2 separate regions of the Homo sapiens genome follow, and region 1 is linked to region 2. A link is a loop called in an ENCODE intact Hi-C map of the cell type or tissue named here. Cell type or tissue: heart right ventricle. All regions are shown on one strand. Region 1 overlaps HERC2 (HECT and RLD domain containing E3 ubiquitin protein ligase 2). Region 2 overlaps HERC2 (HECT and RLD domain containing E3 ubiquitin protein ligase 2).

What was found. Peaks named below come from ENCODE experiments on the same cell type or tissue, not always from the same donor. Only the 100,000 strongest peaks of a DNase experiment are listed, where the experiment ranks them.
Region 1: a loop joins it to region 2, with 18 times the contacts of the local background. A loop is called at or near these places in 2 of 110 quality-filtered maps.

Annotation. Positions count from the first base shown.
Region 1 is chr15:28,259,330-28,261,829 of GRCh38, forward strand. It overlaps HERC2 (HECT and RLD domain containing E3 ubiquitin protein ligase 2), which reads right to left. Exons shown (of 93, transcript NM_004667.6): 16 at 1,448-1,641. Among named protein-coding and RNA genes, the nearest start is that of HERC2, 62 kb to the right of the region's middle. In heart right ventricle, no CTCF peak of the experiment used is centred here; a DNase peak (open chromatin) is centred at 1,536.
Region 2 is chr15:28,206,547-28,209,046 of GRCh38, forward strand. All of the region lies in intron 44 of HERC2 (HECT and RLD domain containing E3 ubiquitin protein ligase 2), which reads right to left. Among named protein-coding and RNA genes, the nearest start is that of OCA2, 110 kb to the left of the region's middle. In heart right ventricle, no CTCF peak of the experiment used is centred here; no DNase peak of the experiment used is centred here.

The sequences.
Region 1 (2,500 bases), 53 kb after region 2:
GGTGATCCACCCATCTCGGCCTCCCAACGTGCTGGGATTACAGGCGTGAGCCACTGTGTCTGGCGTAAAATCTTTTAGAAAGCAATCTCCAGACTCAGATGGGATTCAAAAACATTTAAAGAAGAAATAACACTAATTCTACACAATCCCTTATAGAAAATGAAAAAGGACGGAACACATGCCAATATTTTGTATAAGGTCAGCTTTCCCCTGATAGAAAGTCAGACAAGATAGTATAACACAAAGAAAGAAAACCACAAACCAACATCTCTAATGAGCATCAACAGAAAAATCCTCAACAACCTGTTAGCAAGTCAAATTTTGCAATACAGAAACAGAATAGGGCCAGGCACAGTGGCTCACACCTGTAATCCCAGCACTTTGGGATGCCAAGGAGGATGGATCACTTGAGGTCAGGAGTTGGAGACCAGGCTGGCCAACATGGTGAAACCCCATCTCCACTAAAAAGAAAAAAAAAAAATACAAAAATTAGCCAGGCATGGTAGTGCACACCTATAATCCCAGCTACTCAGGAGGCTGACGCAGGAGAATTGCGTGAACCCAGGAGGCACAGGTTGCAGAGAGCTGAGATTGCACCAATGCACTCCAGTCTGGGTGACAGAGTGAGACTCCATCTGGCAAAAAAAAAAAAAAAAAAAAAGAGTAGTAAATTGTGGCCAAGTGATGCCTATCCAAGTAACACAAGGCTTGATCAGTATTTAAAAATCAGGCTGGTGCAGTGCCTCACACCTGTAATCCCAGCACTTTGGGAGGCCAAGGCAGGCAGATCGCTAGAGCTCAGGAGTTCGAGACCAGCCTGGGCAACATAGTGAAACCGTATCTCCAAAAAAGAAAAAAAAAAAATGTTTAAGAAAAAGAAAAGTAAAAAGCATCATGTAATACACCATACTAACACACTAAAGAAGGAAAACTGCATGACCATTTCATTTGAGAAGATTAAAAGCATTTAACAAATTTTAACATCCAGTCAGGATTTTTTAGAAGCTTCTAAAACGGGGAATTAAAGACACTCCCTTAATCTGATAATAAGGCATCTACATAAATACCCACAGCTAACATCACAGTTGATGGTGAAAGACTGAACTGCCTTCCCCTACAGTCAGGATCAAGGCAGGGTGCCCACTGTCACCTCTCCTATTCAGCTTCACACTGCAAGTCCTGGCCAGGGCAATCAGGCCGGGAAAAGACATAAAAGGCGAGCAGACTGGAAAGGAAGAAATGAAACTGCCCCTCTATACAGATAGCATTTAATTGTCCATGAAGAAAACCCAAGGAAACTACAGTGAAGCTCATAATAAATGAGTTTAGCACAACTGCAGGACACAAGAACAACAAACAAAACTCAGTGGTATTTTCTACATACTGGTAATGAACAACTGGAAACCAAAATCCTCCAAAATACCAAATCAAGCTCTATATTCAGTACCTGGGCAGGCCCACAGGCAATTCCCACTATGTGTTTGGTGTCCAGTCCTGGCAATGCTGCAGGTTCTGGCTTGGTCACGCGCAAGGTGTCAAAGTGCTGGCACTGGTCGTTGCTCCCCCAGCTGTGGACCTCGCTGTCCTCAGTCAGAGCCAGGCAGTGGGTGGAGCCTGCAGCCACATCAATCACCTTCTTCCCTACAAGGGAAGAGGGATGCAGATGCAGCTTCAAGCCTATGACTTCCGCTGCAAGAAAGATATTTCCTAGGCCATTCAGGTCAGACAGCTTTTAACATTAACTTCTTGAGGATAATCTGCTTTGCTTTAATATTAAGCACAATTCATTTGCTTTGGGTGTGTTATTAAAACTGCTGTATTTTGTCAGCTACAATTCGTTAGGACCCACAGTCTACAAAGATCATAATACTAGGATACAAAAAGGATCTGTTTTTTTTTCTCCTCCTCATTCAGATTTTCAGTCAGAAAGAAACAAGGTGCTTTTAATTAACTATTAGATCATATTCTCCCATCCGAGATTTAACAATGCATAGCACACTCTTCAGTGAGGAAGGTTTCCTAAGAAGAAATCTATTGTTCTCTCAGTTAGATATAACTGATATTTAAAACATTGTTTCTATTTAAACACTTAGCAAAATATTCTATTTTTCCTTCCTGGTAAATCTAACATGGCCAACACAAAGGGTGTTTCGCAGAAATGTCAGTATATAAAATAATTCAGCTGAAAAACCACACTGCAGTAAGGGGAAAAATTCTATCCTAGGAACTTACCATAAGTTAACATCAGCAACAAAAAAGGTGTTTCTCAACAGTAATTTAAATACCCTCAAAGTAAATGATTTCTATACTAATGATTGTCGTAGCTTTCCTATACTAATGGAGGGGAATATAAACAAGAAGGCAAATGAAATTCAAATACCATTCAATGACACAGAGTAAACTTCTTACTCTGCAACTTATCTCAGAAGCTTAGAAAACAATAAACACCATATGGGCGCACAAAACTCTCAGTCATCAAAATATTAACCTGCTTTAAAAT
Region 2 (2,500 bases):
CTCTAGGTTGGGTGCGGTGGCTCACGCGTGTAATCCCTGCACTTCGGGAGGCCAAGGCGGGTGGATCACAAGGTCAGGATATCAAGACCATCCTGGGTAACACGGTGAAACCCCATCTCTACTAAAAATACAAAACATTAGCTGGGCATGGTGGCGGGCGCCTGTAGTCCCAGCTACTTGGGAGGCTGACACAGGAGAATGGCATGAACCTGGGAGGCGGAGCTTGCAGTGAGCTGAGATTGTGCCACTGCACTCCAGCCTGGGCGACAGACCAAGACTCGGTCTCAAAAAAAAAAAAAAAAAAAAAAAAAAAAATTAACTGGGCGTGGTGGTGCGTGCCTGTAATCCCAGCTACTCGCAAGGCTGAGGCAGGAGAATTGCTTGAACCAGGGAGTTGGAGGTTGCAGCGAGCCAATATCACACCACCATACTCCAGCCTGGTGACAGAGCGAGACTCCATCTCAAAACAAAAAAAAAAAAACTAGACTCTAAACCACTTTCACTGCCTGCTTTTGGTCTCTGTCCTTCATTAGTGCATCTGTCTCTTAGAGCCAGCAAATGCTCCTTCCCAGATTTCTGCACTTGGTCTGATTCTTTCTCTTTTCTTGAGATGGAGTCTCACTCTGTTGCCCAGGCTGGAGTGCAGTGGCACAATCTTGGCAAACTGCAACCTCTGCCTCCTGGCTCAAGCGATTCTCCTGCATCAGCCTTCCCTGTAGCTGGGACTACAGGCACACGCCACCACGCCCGGCTAATTTTTGTATTTTTAGTATAGATGGGGGTTTCACCATGTTGGCCAGGCTGGTCTCGAACTCCTGACCTCAGGTGATCCACCCGCCTCGGCATCCCAAAGTGTTGGGATTACAGGCATAAGCCACCATGCCTGACCTACACACTCTCTTTCGTGTTCACTCACGGCTTCAGTAACCCCTGACACAGACACATCCCACGTGCATATTTCTAGCTGTAGCTTTTCCAGCTAAGCTTTGTTGAGATCATTAAGTGACCCCAATTCCAAATGTGTCATGTGCTCAGGGTGATGGCTTTTTGTCTGTTATGAGTAGCTTTAGGTGCAGCCTTTAGGACTCTGTTTGACACAGCCCCAGGGAGATCCACTGCCCTCAAGCCCACTTCACACATCTAGGTACTCATCCAGGTACTCACAGCATTTGCATGTGCTGGTTTTCTTCAGTGACAATTTCAACTAACTAGACCAGGAGCTGGAAATCTTTCTCTTAAAGGGCCAGAGAGTAAATAGTTTAGGCTGATGGGCTGTACAGTCTCTGTCCCAACTACTCAGCTCTGCCATTGCAGAGCAAAAGCATCCAGAGACGATGTGTAAACAAGTGGTGTGTCTGTGTTCCCATAAAAATTTACAAAAACAGGTGCACGGCAGTTTTGTCAATCTAGCTCTGTTAGGAGTCCCTGCTCGGCCCAAAGCACAGACTTGATCATCCTGATTCAGGTCTGCTGTCACTGCTCATTGGGCTGAGTGCAGAACAGAACAGCCAATCCAATTCCCAGGCTCCAATCTTCCAATCTCTACAACTGGGAAATCTTCATGTTCCCTATAACCTCTACTATTAATTGATTCTATACTTTCAATTGATTTCTTTCATCCTCAGCAGGTTTAAAATTAATTTCATAACATCCTCTCCTCTTAAGATTAAGAAACAAACCCACATACTCCACATTCTACTGGACTTGCATATTTTTTTCAAACGCACCACTCACTATTCTCCCCTCAATTCAAGCTTGAAACAGCAGAGTCACCTTCCACTTTTTGCTGGTTCCCCATAAAGTTATCATCTACAAGACTACACCATCACAGTGGATGGCACCTTCCTTCCACCAGAACCTTCTTTCCCTTTTCATGCCTTCCCCCTCATCACCTGACGCAGGAGCAATTCTCCATCTCTGTCATCTCCTGTTTCAGATACTCCTATACCTTCCTAGCAGGTGTATCACCCGAAGGTCAATGCTTACCATGTGGCCCCTACCACAGCTTTCCAAGTGGGCCTCAAGTTTCACCCTGGTCTCCCAGGTACTCTGTAACAGGATGTCACCCACCCATCCAGCTTCAGCCCCACCACTCATCGACAAACCCTGAGCTCCAAGCAATGCAGAGCTGCTCAACACGCTTCCAAAGACTCGCCACTTTCACTCCTCTCCTCCTGGTCCACCACCAGCAAAGTGCTTGTCTGCTGGCATCTGTCTGCCACAGCCTTCAAAGGCTGCCCGTCCAGTGCTCAGCTGCCACTGGCTCCAGATGCCTGTGGAACCACTCACATGCCTCACCGCCTCCTGACCCCAGAGGACAAAGAGAGCCATCTGCATTCACTTCCTCTCCTCATCCAAACCCTAGAGAGCAATGATCACAGAAAAGGACTTTCCCCGAAAAGACTTAGCATAATGTCTTTCAATAGCAGGAGATCAAAAAATGTTTTTTTCTATTAAAAGTGACACAAGCTCATTCTAGAAAACTAAATATAGAGAAATA